Linked DNA regions of Mus musculus: region 1 is linked to region 2. Evidence: chromatin contacts called from ENCODE Hi-C data. All regions are on one chromosome and are shown on one strand. The core of a region is the stretch at or near the end of the contact, and the rest is flanking DNA. Distances in the headings are between cores, read along the strand shown.

Region 1 (5,966 bases), core at 3,047-5,546, 430 kb after region 2:
GCTAGAGGTCTCTGAGTTGGAGAGGAAGAAAGCCCACCCCAAGGGAGCCCTCGCGCCCTCCTGGTCCCAGGCGGCTTGCTCATAAGTCGGTTAACATTCACAGGGAGCTGCAAACCTGGCCATTCCGCGCTCTACACGGAATCATCAGCAAGCAAAACCAGAAGTACACTGCCTCCGCTCCTGTGGTCCAGAGAGGGTAACTTAGTAGTCACTAGGGTCACACAGTAGCCAGTGATCAGAACTACCCTGTTGTTGCTTAGGTACCAACAGCCCTGATAGGTGGGAAAGGCACGGAGTCCACCTTGACCATCACTCTGTCTAGAAAGGAAGACTTCCGTCACTTGGACAAGTTCCCTGGCTACTGCCAAGTGGTGAAAACTGAACCAGGGAGTGGGGCTACTGGTTGGAGCGCTGGCTGTCCCTTACAGAAGACCCAAAGTTCATGTGGGAGAAGAGCAGTTTCTGAACTCAATTATCAATGATGGTGTGTGTTCTGCATATGGAGAGGGAGATGCCTCCCCGCCCCACAGACAGAGAAATGATGAGCCATTTGCTGCCAATTCTTCTCTTCTTTCTGGAAGCCAAGTGATATGTCAAAACCTCCGAGAACCCCTCCCCACTCCACCCCACCCCACCTCCGCACCTGCCAGGGCAGGGCCCAGTCTGGGGCTTCACAATGCCCACTGCTGTCCCATCACACTGCCTCGCTCAGGTGTGAGGTAAGCATCTGCCCCATGGCTCGCTGTCCTGAGCGTGCAGTGTCCACATGTGGACTCACGAGCCCTCCCTGGACCAGCAAAGACAAGTTGGAGGATCTCAAGACGCCAGGGTGCTTAGGCTGTATACCGCCTGTGGGCATTTAAAACCCAGGTTGGGGACACGTCTGCCCTCAGCAGTGCTGGCACTGGGACAGTTCCCTCAGCAGGTAGTCAGAGCCCTATTCTTGGCAGGGAGAGCCCTTGAGGCCTGAGGCCCAGACCGCCTGGACAGCTCATTCAGCTCACTGCAATGCAGGAAGCCTGGTTGGCCTAGGAAAACCAACTTCCTCCCACCCACAGAGTCCTGCTGGTCCACAGTTCAGGGCCCCCCACCCTGACAGGGCCGTGACTCTGGAAAGCTCCCATTCCTGCCCAAGGACAAGGCAGGGCTAGCCTCCCCAGGTGGAGAGAACAACCTGGGCTGGGCCTAACTCCTGTGGAGGAAAATTCCCTTAGAAGGAAACAGAGGTGAATTTCCCCACGATTTGCATATGGTGGGGGTTAGCCGGCCTGCCCTTGTGTGTGTCTGTGTGTGTGTGTGTGTGTGTGTGTGTGTGTAGCAGCAGGGTAGGAACCAAGCAGCTGCTGAGACAGGAAGTGTGAGGCTGGAATTCCCCTTCCGTGGCCACCCTAGCTCAGAAACCCCCAGCAGATAGGCAGGCAGGCAAGAGGGCAGACAGTGGCTGTCTGTCTCTTTGGTATCAGCTCTCTTGAACCCCTCCACTACTGCCCCTCCTCCCACCCAGGCCCCTCCTCCTCCTGCCCAGAAACAAATACCCAGAGCACATGGCTGCCCACAAGACTCCTAACACCCAGCCTAGGACTCTCAGGGGAAGTCAGACCCCCCTCCTAATTCAGGACCTCAGAGAGAACTCGAGACTCGGAAGGTAACCAGTTGACCCTTCTGCCCTCTGGCAGAGAAGCCAGCATTTCTCAGCCTTCCAGCCCAGGATCGGCCCATTTTAAAGATGTGACAACAGACCCAAAGGTGGTAGAGAAGGGCTGCCTCCATGAACCAGCTAAGTAGGGCCAGGACCAGCTGGACAGCTCACTTGACCCAGCTGGGCTGGGAGTAGGTAGGACCAGGAGCCAGGTGGCGAAGAAGCTGACATCATAACAAGTTGGGCAGTCCTCTTGGGAGAGCCCTCAGGGGATCTAGAAAGGAGACTTCTCCTCTTCCTGTTCTTTTGCTGGGGTCTCCCCTGGTCCCTGCCAACAGGATCTTTTCCTTGTACTTTATCCACCCAGTCCTGACTCACCAGCCCGCTGTGCAGGGAGCTGGGAGAAAGCAGAGCTGGAGGGTGCGGCCTGGATAGAAGGGAGAAATCAGGGCTCCTTAAGGTCAGAGGCAGCCTGGCTCCCATTCTGCCTCCACCCCACCCCATTCCTTGAGAGATATGCAAAGGCGGCAGGAGATCTGGGAACCCCCAGAGGTCAGGCCAGCCTGAGCGGCTTCAGGGAGTATAGATTCTCATTACAGCACACCTGAGCCCAGAGCATCAGGCTACCCGTACACACGCATCTGAAGATGCCAGATCTGACCAAAAGGTCACAGCTGGTTAGGGCTAGGAAGCTCTGAATAACTAATGAGCCTTGCTTCAGTGGGAGCTCGAGTCGGGGACAAGGAGATCCCAGAAGACTCAAGTCATGGAATAACATCTGTCCACTGAGTACTTCTTCTTTTTTGAGACAGGGTTTCTCTGTATAGAACCTGGCTATCCTGGAACTCACTCTGTAGACCAGGCTGGCCTTGAACTCAGAAATCTGCCTGTTCTGCCTCCCAAGTGCTGGGATTAAAGGTGTGTGCCACCACGCCCGGCTCCACTGAGTACTTGTAACTCTCCACGTTCTATGAATTTTCTCCCCACAGGGGCCACCTGAGTGGAAAGTTTGACAGGAGAAGAAAAAGCCCAACTGGCTAAGTGACTGGCCCACGGGTTAATCCCTTATACTGTCCTGCCTCATGCCGTAGGCAAGGATAGACCATGGCACAAGGTACACTCCAGGCAAAGAAGGCTGGGTTTGAATCTTTGCTTCTCATTTATCAAGAAGTGTGACTCTTGGCAAGGATTTGAGCTGTTTTCCTTCTTATAGCATTGGAGAAACAGCCCTGAGGAAGTCTTTAAGGCTTAAGGGGTTCCTTCTGGCACATGGTGGGATCTCACAGACAGCTTTTGTGTTCCTTCACCAGTCCAAGAGAAAAGCCAAGCCCCCTTCCCAAAGGAAGAGCTACAGACACTATTCCACAGGTCTCCACACATACCTCATGGCCACATTGCTTCCGTCGATGACCACAGGTCTCAGGTCGCTGCCCTCTCTGTCCTCCTCTGGGAGTGAGGGTTCTAGAGTGGAAGGCTTGGGGGTGCTTCCACCCCGGGGCACCAGAGGGGGCTGGGGGCTGGGGGCCGTCAGGGCCTGGCATTCTCGTTCAGTAGCTGAGCCATGCTTCACCAATTCCCCTAGCACCGTGTTGGTGTCTGCTTGGACTCCCAGCTTCTGCAGGACACTGTGGATCTCAGAGGACGAGTACCCCAGTTTACGGAAAAAGTCCACCTTCATCTGCAGCTCGGAAGTAGGGGCCTCTTTAGCCACAGGATCCTGGTCTGGCTGAGGTCGACCCTGGCTGCTGTGTCTGTCCTCAAGACTCCACAGACTCATGGTGGGGTTGGATTCTTGGACAGGCTTCGTTCCACAAGGGTCACTCATATTTCACATTCTTGGAATGTGTCCATCACAGCTCCTATTGACCAGACCACAGGGTTAAGGGCAAGCAATGCCCAATATAGGTCTCTTTCAGACTCTCTTCCACAGAATGGGGCAACACGAACTGAGAAGACGCTATTCAAAGCCATTCTCACGTGTCAGCCCACGCTGTGCTCTCAAAGAGCTCTCAGCATTAGTTATTTTTACAAGAGGGAGACCGAGGCACAGGCAGTAAGCGTTTACTCAAGATCATCAACTCAAAGTTTGTGATACAAACATTTGAACTTGGTCTGACTCCACCCCCAAACCCCGTTCTGTTCCATGCCAACCCAAGGGACCCAAGAGGCAGGGGCGGGGCTCTCAGAAGGAAACTGGGGCTGGAAGTGCGCAGGGGACCCAGGGGCTTCCCCATTGTGGCCACCGCCTTCGTCTCCGAGTCTCATACTTCGGCTCAGGGACAGAGTTCTATTCTGGGAAGGACAAGTTTCCGGGGTGACCCACGGAGAGAAAAGTTGCTGGGCGACTCTGGTTGGCTACCGGGCCCGGTGACGCGAGGAGGTCCTGGCTAGAGCCCGGAGAACGCCGGGTGCCCCAAGACACCCCGTTCCACGCACCAGGGTGAACTCAGCGGGGTCCCAGCGATGGAGACACTGCCCGCGCGCGACCCTCCCGGAGTCAGACCCAACGCAGCGCAGCACCCGTTCCACCCGGTAGCACTCACCCCGCTGAGCGCCGGACGTCGTCTGTAAGGTGTCCATGGAGCCGAGTCTCGGGCTCTGACGGCACCTTCGTAGCCGCGACAGGCGGGCAGGTGCTTTAAGGGCAATGACGCGGAAGCCGGGCAGGGCCGCCGCCCCTTCCTGCTCCGCCTCCCTCCTGCCCCGCCCCACGGTAGGTCGGAGCCGGCTCCGCCCCGTTTCTGAACAAGTCCCGCCCCAGCATCTCTAGCCACGCCCCTGGCCACACGAAGTCTGGGCGGCTCCAGGCTTGTACCACCCGACTGCTTAACGCCGGCTCTGCAGAAGCAGGTTCCGTGCACCATGCAAAACCGGAATAGAACGGCCTCGCAGGTTCACTTCAACAACTTGACACGTCCACCGGCTTGGTCCAGGTTTCTAGTTGCACAAGTTGAGGCCACAGCCGGCAGAGATCCGGCCACTCCAGTTCAGTCACATAGGTTGTGAACTGAAGCCTGTTCAGCGATAGAGTCACACTCAGGACCAGGGACACTTTTCTTGAAGTAAATACCTTCCCAAGACAGGAGGGCTCCACCACCACAAGTTGCATAGTGGTGGAGGAAATGCCAGGAAAAGGAGGGACATTGACACCAATCGCCATGGGAGAGTCCGTGAAGAATGCTATCAAGCAGACTGCAAAAACTCATCTTGTCCCTTATCCTCAAGAGGTCAAGATCCCTCAGTCGAGCACAGCCCTGTACATTATCATCCTGGGGCTTAGATATTGGACAGATCCTTGTGCTCAGGGACCTTCTGTTTTCTTTGGCTTTTGTTGTTCTTTCTGACACAAGGTCAAGCTATGTAACCCATGCCGGCCTCAAACAGCCCAGTGGCCCCATCCATCAGGATCCTGTGTGCTGAGGTTATAGGTGTGAGTTATCATGCTTGCTCCATTTACCTCTGAGAAATGCAGGAAAAAGCTGAAGGGCCTCAGCCATGTAGATCAAGATAGGAGGTCCCAGCTGGGTGTGGTGGCGCACACCTTTAATCCCAGCACTTGGGAGGCAGAGGCAGGAGGATTTCTGAGTTCAAGGCCAGTCTGGTCTACAGAGTGAGTTCCAGGACAGCCAGGGCTACACAGAGAAACCCTGTCTTGGAAAAAAAAAATAGGAGCTCCCACTCTGTAGCACCAGGGACCACTATGAGCATTCTGGGGGACACTAGTGACTCAGGGCAGAGGGAAGGGAGCCTGGCTGTCAGTGTGCCTGCATGCATGCACGAATGCATGTGTGTGTGCTAGAGAAGAGAGAGGTGCCCAGGAGAGGGAGAAAGGGAACCCAGGACCTGCACACAGGAAGACAAAGTCTATTATGTCACCAGCATGCTTGCATATAGGGAAACTGAGGCTCAGGAAGCCAAAACACTCAAAAGTAAGAATTAATTACTGTGTGTCAATACTTCAGTCATATCTCACCTGTCTAAGCAAATGCAGTTGTCTTCTAAGGACATTGGCTGTTTTAATAAAATGGTTTTATAGTAAAAGATACCACCAACATAGCTACATACATTCAGTCTAAAAAGAGATAACAATAATTTTTATTGACTTTATTTAGTTTTTAATTACCGTATTGATGTGCATGGGAATTTTGTATGCATGCCTGGTGCCCCAGGAGGCCACAAGGGGCTTAGGACCCCTGGAACTGGAGTTACAGATGGTTGTGAGCTTCAACATGGGTGTCGGAAATCAAACCAGGATCCTCTGGAAGAGTGGCCAGTGATCTTAAACACTGAGTTCTCTCTTCAGCTCCCAACAATAATTTTTAAAGCT
Region 2 (5,744 bases), core at 1,763-4,262:
GCTGACTCCAGGGCCAGCAAGATGCCTCAGTGGGCACAAGCACTCGCCACCAAGCCTGACTATCCCCAGGGACTGCATGGTAAGAAGAAAGAACTCATTCCCACAAGTAACACCCCTGATTTCCTACTTGTGTATCCATTCACATACACACACACACACACACACACCCCACTTTTAAAGAATTTATTGTATTTTTATTTATGTGTTTTATTTATGTTTGTCTTTATGTGAGTAAATGTCACCTGTGTTCCTGTCTGAGGAGGCCAGAAGAGGGCATCAGATTCCTTGAAGCTGGAGTCACAAGCACTGTGAGGGGCCAGATCTATCTGCTGGGAACTGAGCTCAGCTCTTCTGGGAGGAGCTACACACTGGCTACTTTTTAGGTCAGCCTGACACAAACTAAAGCAATTTTGGAAGAAGGAAGATCAATTAAGAAAATGCCCCCACCAGATTGGCATGTAGGAAAGCCTATGGTACAATTTTTTGATGGTTGGTTGATGTGGAAGGGCCCTGCTCACTGTGGGTGGTGCCACCCCTGGGCTGGTGGTCGTGAGTGCTATAAAACAACAACAAATAACAACAAACAACAACAACAGGCTGAGAACTCATAAGAAACAAGCCAGTAAGTAGCATGTTCCACCATGGATTTTGCCCAGGCTCCTGCCCTGACTTCCCTTGAGCCGCTGCAATGTGGAATTGTAAGCTGAAATAAGCCCTTGGCTCTCTAACTTGCTTTTGGTCATGGTGTTAGAAAGCTAACAGCAAGCAGGCTCATGCACCAAGCCATCTCTCTAGCCCCCACACCCCTATTGCATTTTTAAAGAGAACTGACTCCAGAGGGTTGTCCTCTGACACAAGCACACAGGTACACTAGCACTAGCATGCACATGTGAGCCCACATACACACAAACCACCCAGATATACACCATATATATATGTATGTGTTTATTGGATAATTACATGAGTTTATATATGTGAAGTATTTAGGGAATGGTGCAAACTGGAAGCTCAGAGTTTTGGCTCTTGGTAAAGGCCTTCAATAGCACTTCAAGTCATAAAAAAAAGAAGAAAGACCCCAAGATGAAGCACCTTTACTGCTCACTAACAACTCTTCCTTTCCTGAAGGCTCTGCCCTAGTTATAGTTTCTATCGCCGGGAAGAAACCATGACCAAAAAGCAAGCTGAAGAGGAAGCGGTTTATCTGACTTCTACTTCATCATAGTGCATCACTGAAGGATGTCAGGACAAGAACACAAACAGGGCAGGGACCTTGAGGCAGGAGTTGATGTGGAGACCATGGAGGGGTGCTGCTTACTGGCTTGCTCCTCATGGCTTGCTCAGTCTGCTTTCTTATGGTATCCAGGACCACCAGCCCAGGGATGGCACCACCCACCATGGCACTGGGCTGGCTCTTCCTCCATCAATCACTAATTAGAAAAATGCCCTACAGGCTTTCTTACATCCTGATCTTATGGAAGCATTTCTCAATTGAGGTTTCCTCCTTACAAACAAACAAACACCTCTAGATTGTGTCAAGTTGACACAAAACTAGACAGTACAGTTTCCCACCATTGTCCCCACTTCAGGTCAGGACAGACAGACCCCTCTCGCTGTCTACTCCAACCAGGAATGATAGTGTTTCCTGCATTCCTGTACATAGAGCTCCCTAGACCTGGGAGACAAGTCCCAGAGGAAGGGCTCACCCTCAGACTGTCTGATAGTAGGTGCCTGGCAGGGAGTGGCAGGGGGTCCAAATGAAAGCAGTGTGTGACATTCATCCCTCATTTACTGCAGGTCAAACACTGGAGTAGATACTGGGAATGCAGTAGTGAAAAAAAAAAAAAAAAAAAACCGACCCAACCTCTGCCCTCGTGGCATTTGCAATTTAAGAATCAACAACATTTAAGCAATCCTTTAACTCTGAAAGAAAACCTGGCCTAGAGGCTGTCTTAGGACCTAGCAACCAGACCCCTGATACAGAAGGGAAGGCGCCACACCAGCCTTGAAGGGTCTTAATCCCCAAAATGCTAGCAAGGCTGGATGCAGCCTTGAATTAGGGGGGGCCTCTCTGGACATCTGAATCATCCCCGAGACGCAAAGGTTATTACCAGGGTTAGTTTGTTGTCTCTTGTTTTGCAAACAGCACAACAGAGCTCCCCCACCCCCACCCCGCCCTCCAGATCAAGGCTATTTATTCCTAGTGACAAGCCTGAGGATCCCAAGGGGGGTGGCCTCAAGGACCTGGATGGGCCTCGTGTCCCTGGCAGACACTAGTCCTCCCTTCCCGGAATAGGGTAGAAGCTGGAGGATCAAAAACTGCACAAGTTCCCTCCCTTCTTAACCACCCCTGCCTGCACCAACCACTCGCACTGTTCACACACCCTCTCGAGAAACCCAAAGCCAGGGAGGCCGAGGATTAGGGTCTCCCTGAGCCTCAAAGGTCAAAACTATTCCTGGGCACTATAGAAACCTCAGTGCCAGGGCACAGTTGAGGATGGGGAGGTTGTTGCCTGTGCTTTCGCCAGTCGCTTATAGAATAAAGCCCTTTGAAATTGAGGAGGATAAAGGCTCGCTCTCTTTAGCCCAAGTTTCTAGAAAAAAAAAAAAAACCTTGATCTCCGCTGGTAAGGCAGAATCAAAACCACGCCTCCAGCCGGCTGGATTAAGGCCTCCTTCCCAAGCTAAGGTTTAGTGTAACATCTGGGGATGAGCTAGAGGGAAAAGAGGAAGGGAGGTCTGGTCTCCAGATGGACTCTAGCTAGTCCTAGGAGCTCTGCACCCCTGGCCTGAGATCGCTTCCAGCCGTCCCCCGGGGTCCGAAGGGCGCAGGAGGCGGGTTAAGCTGCAGGGGGCGAGCAAGGAGTGGTCGAGGAGGTCAGAGCACCAGGTTCGACTGGGCTGGGCTCGCCGCAGGCAGGAGGGGGCGGGGTCTGGCCCTTGCGGGCGGGTTGGGGGCCCGGGGGCGGGGTCCGGGCGGGGCGGGCCCGAGCACTTCCTCGGAGGCTTAGGGCCGCGCGCCCACTCGCCCACACAGTCAGTCGCAGCCGGCTACCTCGCCGCTGCTCTCTCGGCCCCCCTCCGCCTGGCCCACAGGTAGGAGCCGCCGGGCGATCGGCTCCCGCCCCACCCACGCCGCGCGCGCCCAGCTCCCGCGCCCGCTTCGAGGTGAGAGTCCCCCGCCCCAGCTGCGCTCGGACCAGGGTCGCTCTCTGGGCCCCTCACCCCTGTCTTCTGCTGGGGCATCCCGAATTCGGGACCCCACGCGCCTGCACGGACCCCACCGCTCCGCGCCTCCCGGCCGGGCGGGGACCGCCAGAGTTGCAAGGGGTGGGGACCAAGTTTGAACTAGAAAAGCTACAGAGATCAGCAGGGTTGGAGAAACTGAGGCTCTTAGGGAGCCTGGTAGAACAGACAAGGACGCGCGCCCCAGGAGGCTACCGGGACCACTCCAACGAGGGCAGAGAATGGCCGGATGAACTTCTCGAGGCACGGCGGGGACCCGGGTTCTGGGGAGCATTTTAAGAAGCAAATGTATGGCCCCAGGGAACTCATTGCTAGCACCCTTCCCAGGGCCTTGGAGGGCCCCGAGGCTGGAGCTTGTTAGACTAGCGCTAAATCTGCCTCCCGGAGGCCTAAAGAGACTCTCAGGTCAGAGACATAGAGACGTCGAGAGAGACCAAGACTTGGATATGAACAGGGATAGAGATCCCCAGAGTGGAGGCCCTACTGGGACACAGCTCCAGAGATACAGGAACACCTTCACCCAAACACAAAGACGGGTACTGACTAAGCTCAAGGGTACTGAGAGGTACGGAGTGGAGGCTAGAGTTCGCTGAGGAGAGACACCTAGTGTGTTCACTGACAGCTGCCCCAGGCTTGAAAGGGTGGAGGCAAGGCTAGGGGGAAATTGACTCTTAGCCAGCCCATCCCCCAGGAGGCAGAGGACCTGAGGCTGTAAAGCTGAGCTGAAGAGAGAGAGAGAGCCCCATACACACACAGCCACTAAGACAGCGCCAACTTATTTTTAAACTCAAATCTTGGACGCTCTGCTTCAGCCCTAGGGGACTCTGGGGTGAATGAAATGTCCCTCTCCTGTTCTCGGAGCAGCTGCAGGATCTGCTCCCTTCGCCCTAAACTGCTTTGACTTCCAGGCCCTGTGGGGAAGAGGGGCAGTGGAGAGTTTGGGATTGGTGCCTGGTTGGGGGGGGGCTCTAATTTCTCCCCTAAGTCTCTTGTCAAGGGGGAGGGGTCTTCTCTGAGTTACAGCTGTGGGGTCTGGCCAGGGTCCTCCTGGACTTGGGATGGGCGGGGGGGGGGGGTTGCGGGAGGCGGGGAAGGGGGATATACTAAAGGGTTGAGCAGTTGGCATGGGTAATTGGAAAGACTTCTGGGTGTCTTCCAATGGCAGGCTGGCAGCCGGGGAAGACAGCCAGCTCTAGTGTATCTCCTGTTCGCCCTCCCTCCCCCCCAAAGGATGACTGCCCCTTCCACCACTACCAAAGCATTTCTAGGCAGAGTTCCCCTCTGATGGATAGGACACTTCTGCTCCAATTGCTGAACAGCCTTGGCCATGCCCCTAGCCTGCCCCTGGTATCTTGTACTGAGCTCTAAAGGGGACCTATACTCTGTCCTTCCTTTTCGTAAGCTGAGATGCAGTGGTCGTGGGGTGTGTATTTTGTAGATGACAAGGAATCTAGCAAGTATGTGCTCCTGGGAACTAACCATCTCTAAGGTCTTTAAAGTCCCCCCCACCCCACCCTGGTATCCCACTGGCTGGGCTAGAGCTTACGATGTGTACCAGTGGTTCCCTCAGACTTCACTAAGACTCCCAAGGTCACATCCCAGGTTAACTCTTGCTTCGGGCCTACCTGAGACTACCACTGTTTGGCTCCAGTAGGAGTTGAGGGGCTTGTTGTAAAAATACAAGTGACTAGCGTTTACTTACAGTGATTAGCGTTTACTACAGACTTATTACAGAAGCTGTCATGGGGATTATCACATTTTAGCTTGACAGCTGTCCTAGGAGAGGGAGGTAGTAATAGTATCTCATTTAACTGGTTGCACCTATACTCTCAGGGAATGAAAACTGTATACCCAAGGTCACAGGATTTCAAGTCAGGTGTATTTTTTGTGACTCAAGCAAGCTGTTATCCACTGGACACCATACAGAAAGATATCCTGCCACTCAGCTCTGAGAAGTTCACTCTGTGTGTGTGTGTGTGTGTGTGTGTCTTTTTTTTTTTAATATTTATTTATTATATCTTAAGTACACTGTAGCTGACTTCAGACACACCAGAAGAGGGCATCAGATTTCATTACGGGCGATTGTGAGCCACCATGTGGTTGCTGGGATTTGAACTCAGGACCTCTGGAAGAGCAGTCAGTGCTCTTAGCTGCTGAGCCATCTCTCCAGCCCTGTGTGTGTGTGTGTGTGTGTGTGTGTGTGTGTGTGTGTGTGTGTGTGTGTCTGTCTGTCTGTCTGTCTGTCTGTCTGTCTTACTTAAGTCAGGTATGGAGATAATGTGTGTTCGTGGAAATAGCAGATTGGGGTCATTTGGAAGAGCCACTGTCTTCTCTAAACCACACCCTCCTACCCCCCCACTCCTCTACCCCTTCACCTCCCCACCCCTCCAGCCCCCTCACTCCCCCACCCCCCACCTGCTCCCAGGAATACAAACTGTCTCCTAGCTCACCCTTTTAGTCCCCCAGCCTTGCCAGGCATTGTGGGGGGAAGGGGGGTTGGG

Evidence for each region. A loop is a pair of places that touch in the nucleus more often than their neighbours do.
Region 1: a loop to region 2 is called in a map of T-helper 2 cell, with 6 times the contacts of the local background. The contact joins the promoter of Zc3h12a here to the promoter of Fhl3 in region 2. A Hi-C loop is called at or near these places in 3 of 37 maps with a recorded cell type or tissue (T-helper 17 cell, T-helper 2 cell and regulatory T cell).

The regions. Positions count from the first base shown.
Region 1 is chr4:125,123,585-125,129,550 of GRCm38, forward strand. It overlaps Zc3h12a (zinc finger CCCH type containing 12A), which reads right to left and starts at 4,297. Exons shown (of 6, transcript NM_153159.2): 1 at 4,183-4,297; 2 at 3,022-3,498. The coding sequence starts at 3,464.
Region 2 is chr4:124,697,687-124,703,430 of GRCm38, forward strand. It overlaps Fhl3 (four and a half LIM domains 3), which reads left to right and starts at 3,013. Exons shown (of 6, transcript NM_010213.3): 1 at 3,013-3,165.